2 separate regions of the Homo sapiens genome follow, and region 2 is linked to region 1. The links are chromatin loops, found by intact Hi-C in ENCODE. Cell type or tissue: heart left ventricle. All regions are shown on one strand. Each heading gives the region's core, and the rest is flanking DNA. Links, peaks and the distances in the headings are about the cores only.

Region 1 (4,391 bases), core at 97-4,096:
GGGTAATTTATAATGAACAGATATTTATTTTTTGTGGAAGGTGAGAAGTCTATGGTCAAGGCGCCTGAACTCTGGGCAAGGACCTTCTTGCCGCATCATCCCATGGCAGAAGGCAGAAAGGTAAGAGAGAGAGAAAGGGGTGAGGCGACTGAACTCATCCTTTTACAAGGGACCCACTTTTGCAAAAACTAACCCACAACCCACTCCTTCAATAACAGCATTAAGCCACTCGTGAGGGCAGAGCCATCATGACCTAATCACCTCTCCAAGGTCCCACCTCCCAGCACTGTTGCCTTGGGGATTGCATTTCCAATACACAGACTTTGAGGGACACATTCAAACCATAGCAGTTGCCCCAGATCTTGCCAGGCTGGAATTTATTTCTGGCCTCCTGTCTAGTAAAGACCAATGTAGTTTCCTGTGATTGGATTGCGGCTAGGGGACCTGGGTTTCAGTTTAGACATTTCCATGAACTTGCTGCATTCCCTGTAGGGACTCATTTCCCATCTGCGGGCTCATTTCCATGAAGTTGCTGCATTCCCTGTGGGGACTCACTTCCCATCTGTGGGCTCAGGACAGTCAGGTGTGAAGCAAAGGCAACACATCAGTGAGCCCTCCCTCACTGCTGACCCATCCCCTTGCTTCCTTGACTTTTCTTTGCTCTGTATCTCAAGTGAGCGCTGGACCTGCCTCAGGCACCACTGCGATGCAGAGGCTTGGAGGGTTTTTTGGGTTCAGTTACAGTTTCTGAGCCTCTTGGCTCTGGTCACTTTTTCAGTGGAACACTTCTTCTTCCTTTTATTTTTTAAGAGAAAGGGGCTAGGCATGGTGGCTGACACCTGTAATCCCAGCACTTTGGGAGGCCAAAGCGGGTGGATCACCTGAGGTCAGGAGTTCGAGACTAGCCTGGCCAACGCAATGAAACCCTGTCTCTACTAAAAATAAAAAAAAATAAAAAAAAAATTAGCTGGACATGTTGGCAGCCACCTGTAATTCCAGCTACTCAGGAGGCTGAGGCAGGAGAATCATTTGAACCTGGGAGGTGGAGGTTGCAGTGAGCTGAGATCATGCCACTGCACTCCAGCCTGGGTGACAAAGTGAGACTTTGTCTCAGAAAGAAAAGAAAAAGAGAAAGTTTCTCATTCTCTGTCACCCAGGCTTCAGTGCAATGGCCCAATCTCGGCTCACTGCAGCCTCAAAGTCCTGGGCTCAAGCCATCCTCCCACCTCAGCCTCCCAAGGTGCTGGGATTACAGGCATGAACCTCTGGGCAAAGCTTTGTCATTCTTCATACTTTTCGAACAAGGAGCCCTGCATTTTCATCTGCACCGGGTCCTGCAGATTATTACGTAGTGGGTCCTGGTGTGGATTCGTGTGCCTGGGTTCCGTGCCCATTCGTTGAGCTGGGGTACGGGGATCATCAGCTACACCCAGACCACACGGACCCAGAAGCGGGGGGCAGGGTTGCTAAAGAAAAACTGAAGAGCGTTACCAGAAGCAAGAATGGTTGTGGCGTCGGCAAAATTGAATACACGTGCGTATCGACACCGATGTGGGATACGTTCTGAGTAGTTGAGGGAAGACCCAAAATCATGCCGTCGGAGCTCTTCCTGGAACCGCACCGCGGCATGTGTGGCTCCATGGAGGGCGTGACGCACCGTGCAGCAATACTCGCAGCGTGGAGAGTTCCAGTCCCGAAATGGCAGCGTCAGGCAAGCTGCTTCCAATACCCCTCCCTCCGACAACCAGAAACAAATACCCAGCGCCCAGATCCACACCAGCAGCAACCCAGAGCTCCAGTCTGAGGATGAGACTGTTCCAGGGCCACAGAAAAGAGGAAAACCTCGGGCAGATGGTGAGGGAAGGGAACCTCCGTGTTCAGGACACCTCCGCCCATCCACATTCGGCCTGGCACCGATCCTGCGGAATCTCTCCCCAACGCACGGTTTCTACACTGGAACGATTGAAACTAAGGGGGTGCGCCAACTCCCCCACCTTCGCGGGTCCCCTGGCAGGAGACCTGGTCCTTGCCTTACCGCAGTAGGTGTGGCTGTGACTGAAGGGAGCGGCATCCCTGAGCACAGTCGGAGACAAAGGGAGGCGAGGGCCAACCCCAGCCCGGAAACTCTGCCCTGTAACTCGGCCAAAGGAGACGCCGCATTGGAGCGGCTGTTCCGCAGCACCATGCTGTAGAAGGTACGTTCCTCTGATGCCCTGTGCGCAAACCCCTAGCCAGCCTTCCCACACTGCCAGGATAACCCTTTTGAAACCTCCCCTGTTTGGGACAGGCCGTGCTCCCACCTTTTATTGGAGACGAGGCGAACCTGGGCTTAGGGCGCCACCTAGAGCCAAAAAAGAGGAAGCGACCTGGCCGCGAAGCTTCGCTAGGCAAGGATGTCCCACAGAAACCCAAACAAGCCAGACAGAGAAAACTGGAATAAATAATCCTTCATTGCAAAGACACAGGCGTATACCCACAAAAACACCAGCAAGCAGGAGACCATGACCTACGCAAAAGGACAAAGCAAAAATCCAGTGACTGGGCCTAACGACATGGCGATTGGTGAGCTCCCTGACCAAGAATTCAAAATAGCAGTTTTAAGGAAACTCAGTGATCTCCGAGATAGCACACAAGCGCATTTCAGAAACTTATCAAAGTTAACAAAATATTAAAGTAATTTTAAAAATCAAGCAAATCTTGAAACTGAGAAGTTCATTTGCTGAATCGCTGAAGTTCATTTGCTGATGAACTCGATAGACTCTCAACAGCAGAGGGAACCAAACAGAGGAAAGTATCAGTGAGCTTGAAGACTGGCTATTTGAAAATACAGCCAGAGGGAAAAAAAGGAAAAAAATAACTGAAAGGAATGAAGACCGCCAACAAGATCTACAAAAGTAACTCAAAACACCAAATCTAAGATCTACAAAAGTAATTCAAAAGACCAAATCTAGGAATTGTTGGTGTTCAAGAGGGAGCTGAGGCCGAGCATGTGGCTCATGCCTGCAATCCCAGCACTTTGGGAGGCAGAGGTGGGAGGACTGCTTGAGGCCAGGAGTTCGAGACCAGCCTGGACAACATAGTGAGACCTCGTCTCTACTAAAAATTAAAAAAATATTAGCTGGGCACAATGATGTGCACCTGTAGTCCCAGCTACTCAGGAGGCTGAGGCTAGAAGACCGCTTGAGCCTGAGAGATGAAGGTTGCAGTGAGCCGTGATCATGCCACTGCACTCCAGCATGCATGACAGAGTGAGACCCTGTCTCAAAAAAAAAAAAAAAAAAAAAAAAACCAAAACAGTGGGAGCTGAGCAAGAGCAAGGGGTAGAAAGCTTATTCGAAGAACTAATAACATAGTAATACCCAACCTGTGCAACACTCCTTTCCTGTGCCAGGCACTGTGCTAAGCAATTAACGTGTACTATCTCATTTAATCCTCTCAGCGACTCTATGGCGACAGTATTATTAATGGTGCTTCATGAAAGGAAAAACTCAAGGAAATATCTCTTCTTCCTATAGCGTGAGAGCCAGCTAAGGAGTGCAAGCCCCCCCCTCCCCAACCATGGGGTGAGAAGTGTCCCCTCTGTTCTCCCAGCAGTCCTGTGCTTCCCTGTTACAGAGTGCCCCCCAGTCTGCTGTGATGGCTGTGGCCCTGCATCTCTTCCACATGAAATGAGAGCTGGAGGCATGGCTCACTCCATGATACAGATCTAGTCCCTAGAACAGAACTAGGCTCCTATGGGGAAATGCAATAAGGACAGCGAACAAAGAAAGGGAGAGGTAGAAGGAAGCTCAGAAGTTTAAAGGACTCAGTCTGGCAGAAAAAGAAAGAGGGGTTGAGGAGGGAGTGAGATGAAGGGAAGTTGAGTGCAAGGAAGTTCAGAGGGGGAACTCTACAGAATGCACATGGAAAATAAAGTTAATCAGCAAGGATGGAAAGATATCTTAAACGTCAACATCAACAGAAAAAAGACCTAACTGTATATCAAATTGAACTTTAATAATTTAGTGGAATATAATTTTAATGGAATATAATCTTGTGCTTTGCTTTGTAGATGTGTTGATGGTCGTGGTATTGATGTAGTAATTCCAGCACTATTTGTGACTAAGGAATGTTAAAGCAAATATATTGTTTGGGGGAATAATAATTCTCATTCACTAAGAGAGAAGGGAGAAAACATATGGAATGAGAACAAAGGAAGAACACCACATTGCTGTATTAAATTAAAGATTACTAGTAAGACCTCCCTCTTGCTCCAGAAAGATAGATAGAGAGATGATAGCTATAAATCTGTTCCCTGAAAGAGCATAGAAGCAATGATATTATAGTACAAATGATCGCAGCCACCACACCATGAGTTCTAAATGCCATTCTCTAATTTTAAAAACCTGAAC
Region 2 (4,391 bases), core at 183-4,182, 220 kb after region 1:
ACAGCATAAAATTTGCATGAATTTTTAAGAAAATATATATAATTTCATTAAAATTTATTTTTGCATTCCCCAAGCTCCAAAAATAGGTTTGCACTTTTCCCTACTCTAAGGAGTGTCTCGATATATTTACTCAATATTTACTGAGCATCCGCCAAGTGCCAGGCACTAATCCAGGTGGCAGGAATATAGTAATGAACCAAACAGATACAACTCCTGTCTTCATGGAGTTTGCTTTCTAGTGGGATGTTCACCTGCACCCACCCAAGCTTCTGCTCACAATCTGAGACGACTGAATAAGGCATTCATTCCTCAGCCCTTCTCCCCAGCTTTCTTTTAAACTGGGAGAAAAATATGTTTCTTAGCTCAGCTCTTCTAATGTCATTGCCAAGAGGGAATTTAGCCTCAAGGAACATTCCATGTCTTTTCCTCCTGGCTGTCTGCCTTTCAGTCTCTAGACTCTTCTTCCTCCCTAGAAGGGAGAGGTCTAGGCTGTGTTTTAATTTCCAAGCTCTTTGATCTCCAGCTGCCACTTTAAAGTTTGAGGTATGAGGGAGTGCCCTTCCTTTGTGTGAGTACAGCCTGCATAGTCTTTCCGGGTGTCATTCATTTGGTTTGGTGAGAAGGATGATTGTAAAATCTGAAACTGCTTGACCATCTTTTCTTGAAAGGCTAGGGTTTGTAGTTGGCTGGAGTGTCTTGTGTTTTTTGTTTGTTTTGTTTTGTTTTTTTACCATACCCTAGTATGGAAGAACTGAGCAGTGACTTTGTGTGATATTGACAGCTTTATGTACATTACCTCATTTAATTCTCTCAACAGCTTCAAGAGAATGTTGAGGCTCATTATTCCCTTTTACAGGATTGGAAAGGTGAAGAACTTTTCCATCTTACACAGCTAGCAAGTGGCAAACTTTCATTTTCTCATTTATAAGATGAGAGAATTAGATTAGATATTATTTCCTTTCCAGCTCTGTAGTTGTTTGAATTTATTATTGCAGTTGGAATCCTACGAATGGGTAGTACCTGAACAAGAACAAATAGCGGGCCAGGCATGGTAGCTCATACCTGCAATCCCAGCAGTTTGGGAGGGCCAAGGTGGGAGGATTGCTTGAGTCCAGGAGTTCCAGACCAGCCAGGATAACATAGTGAGACCCTGTCTCTATTAAAAAAAAAAAAAAAATTAGCTGGGTATGGCGGTGCCACCTATAGTCCCAGCTATGCCAGACGCTAAGGTGGGAGGGTCCCTCGAACCTGGGAAGTTGAGGTTGTAGTGAGCCATGATCAAACCACTACACTCCAGCCTGGGCCATAGAGCAATACCCTCTCTCGAGGAAAAGGAAAAAAGTAAAAAAAAAAAGGCCAGGCCACACCTGTAATCCCAGCATTTTGGGAGGCCGAGGCGGGAGGTCACTTGAGGTCAGGAGTTCGAGACCAGCGTGGCCGACATGGTGAAATCCCATCTGTACTAAAAATACAAAAAATTAGCCATGCGTGATGGCACATGCCTGTAATCCCAGCACTTTGGGAGGCCAAGGTGGGAGGATAACCTGAGGTCAGGAGTTTGACACCAGCCTGGCCAACGTGGTGAAACCCCATCTCTACTAAAAATACAAAAATTAGCCTGGTGTGGTGGCTCATGCCTGTAATCCCAGCTAACTCAAGAGGCTGAGGCAGGAGAATTGCTTGAATCTAGGAGGCTGAGGTTGCAGTGAGCTGAGATCGAGCTACTGCACTCCAGCCTGGGTGACAGAGACTGTCTCAAATAATAGTAATAATAATAGAGACTGCACTCTTAAATATCACACAATTCCAAGCACTTTACGTGGATGATCTCATTTAATCTTCACACCACCCAATGAGGTTGGTGCTGTTATCATCCCATTTTACAGACGAGGAAAGTAGGGCACAAGGAAGTTAATCGCCAGAAAGTGAAAGAACTGGGAACTGAACTCAGCTGTCTTACTCCAAAGCCTTTGTGCTTAACTATTACAGATAGTTCTTCTGAAGAGATTAACAGATGAAGAGGTGAAGAGGATAAGGAGAGTTTCAAATAGGGAAAATAAGGTATTATGAAATTTTAACTTCTGATGTTTCGATGAAAATTTGTGAGTGCATTTTATCTTTCTACCCATAGGGTTTAACACACGACTGGGCACCCAACCAGTAAATGTTAATTTATTTAATTAATCCATCACTAGCAACTTCTTTCCCTTCTGCATTCTCCCAAACTGCTTACTTATTTTAGCTTTTTCACTTGTGAACTATCCCACCCCTCAACTTAACCAAGTTAATAATGAAATATTAGCCAATAAACTTAAGGCTCATAGTCATTCCATTTCTTAAAAAAGCCAAGAGAACTAATAGTAAGCATGCTTATAAATAAAGATAAAAGGAGTTAACTAGAATTAATGGTAAAAAAGGAAAAAAATAGATCAAAGGGGATTTTCCAACACTGAATGGTACCCGGGAAAATAAAACATTTCCACCTTCTCTGGCGCCCTCTTGTGCTTCCTAGCTGCAACTGTCAAGATTGCGATGCTTCCAGGAGTGCAGGACGGTGATACTGGATCTGGATTTATGTTCTGCGTTGTACACACAAACCTTTATAAACTAAACTTGTTTTTCTTCCCTGTATGTTACTCTAATCAGTGCTTATGTCAGGAATTGTAAAATATCCTTTAACCTGGGTTTCCTAGGCTGAAATTGTCCTTATCCATTTGAAGTCCCTTCAGCTCCTGCTCCTGAAGACTCACACAATCTATGAAATGCGTTTTTGGAAGTATGTCTCCCTGTCTGACTGTGTTATTTGATAAGATTGTTCTCATTGCATTCTCTCTCTCTCTCTCTTTCCCTCTCCCTCCCCTCCTCCATCTACCCTCTTCCTCCTTTCTGAGGCCAAGGCTCTGAATTCTTTGAGGAGTTAAAACTGCAGGAAATTCCTTTTGGAAGAATAAAATACAGCCATTCTCCTTCCACTTTTCCTTTATTTAAAGGCAGCCTCCAAGCAGTGCTGCTTGTTCTTCATTGTCTTGCAGAGCTTTTTGTTCATTCCTTAGTAAAACAAGCGTTTTGGTTTTTCGGGTTCACTGTGTGTGCACCACAGGACTGTTACACAAAGCCATGGGAAACTAGCAGAAGCTCAGGAAGTAAATGTCATTAAGAAACAGATCCTACGTTGTATTTGAATCACCCTCCTTCCTTTCTGATGGCTAAATCTTTCTTATGAGGTGAAACTTTTCGTACCAGGATCTTTCTTTTGTTTGGATGCGTTATCTCCCAGGAAGCTCCTCAGACCCCAGCAAGTAGACTTTGGGTGTCCTGTCCCAGTGGCTGGATAAACAGGCTCGGATATTTCAAATTCTTAGTTAGAATTAAACTGGAACTTGTTTTATGTTTACATGAAACTGAATAATTAGTGATAATATTAAAATTAATAATAATTGGCCGGGCATGGTGGCTCATGCCTGTAATCCCAGCACTGTGGGAGACGAGGCGGGTGGATCACCTGAGGTCAGGAGATCAAGACCAGCCTGGCCAACATGGTGAAACTCTGTCTCTACTAAAAATACAAAATGAATCCATAATAATCATAATTCCTGATTTATAAGGATGTTCATAAGTTTTTTTTTTTTTAAAGGAGGAGAGTTGAACCCCAGTTTGCTTCAGGCCACTACATGGTCTTTCTAAGGTGAAGACTATGTTCATTTTCTTTATGGATATTATATCTTAATACCATGTCCTTCCACAGTGAATTTCTCCTTTAACTGGGCAGCAGTATGACTCAAGGAGTTTTTAAAACTGCTGTTCCTAATTCAGTAGGTCTAGGGCAAACTCAGGCATCTTTATTTTTCTAAAGCTTCAAGGGATGTCCATGTGTAGTCAGAATTGCAAATCGCCACCATGTGGCCACGTGGTATACTGTCACAGCACACAACCAGTGCTGTGTGGTATCTGATTTGAACTTTGCTATAAACCTATGCAATAAGCAGGTTTGCCATTACCCTCAACTTACAGATAAAAAGACTAAAACTAAGAGCTTGACCAAACGTACATAGCTAGTCAGTATACAAACTGGGGCTTATACGTGGGTCATATGACTCAAAAACTTATGCTCTTTCCATGTTGTTGGAGAGAACAAGATTGATTTTTTAAAAAATAAGGTCTTTCATATGCATTACTTCCTCCTCTTTCCTGCAGTGGCTACATCGGTCCATATTTTCATCATCCCGTAGGTTACTTTGGCAAGAGCTTTCACCAGAAGCCCCCTCCTGTCTTTATCTCTTCCCTGAACACTACCTTCGGCTTAATCTTTAACCATTAAGTGCAGAGTTCATCAAGTAACTCTTTCGTTTAAAAATGACCAATATTTGTCCTGTTTACCGACTATATTAGTC

What was found. A loop is a pair of places that touch in the nucleus more often than their neighbours do. Peaks named below come from ENCODE experiments on the same cell type or tissue, not always from the same donor. Only the 100,000 strongest peaks of a DNase experiment are listed, where the experiment ranks them.
Region 2: it touches region 1 in a loop (6-fold over the local background); 92 of 110 quality-filtered maps call a loop at or near these places.

What each region holds. Positions count from the first base shown.
Region 1 is chr11:20,130,266-20,134,656 of GRCh38, forward strand. LOC107984418 (a long non-coding RNA gene) reads right to left here and starts at 2,124. Exons shown (of 3, transcript XR_001748477.2): 1 at 2,036-2,124. LOC124902643 (a long non-coding RNA gene) reads left to right here. Exons shown (of 3, transcript XR_007062615.1): 3 at 41-2,036. In heart left ventricle, for the core only: a CTCF peak has its summit at 2,335 (motif pointing left); DNase peaks (open chromatin) are centred at 1,986 and 2,236; H3K4me3 peaks cover 842 bases; H3K27me3 peaks cover 616 bases.
Region 2 is chr11:20,351,532-20,355,922 of GRCh38, forward strand. No RefSeq gene overlaps it. Among named protein-coding and RNA genes, the nearest start is that of HTATIP2, 10 kb to the right of the region's middle. In heart left ventricle, for the core only: CTCF peaks have their summits at 2,496 (motif pointing left) and 3,896 (motif pointing left); no DNase peak of the experiment used is centred there.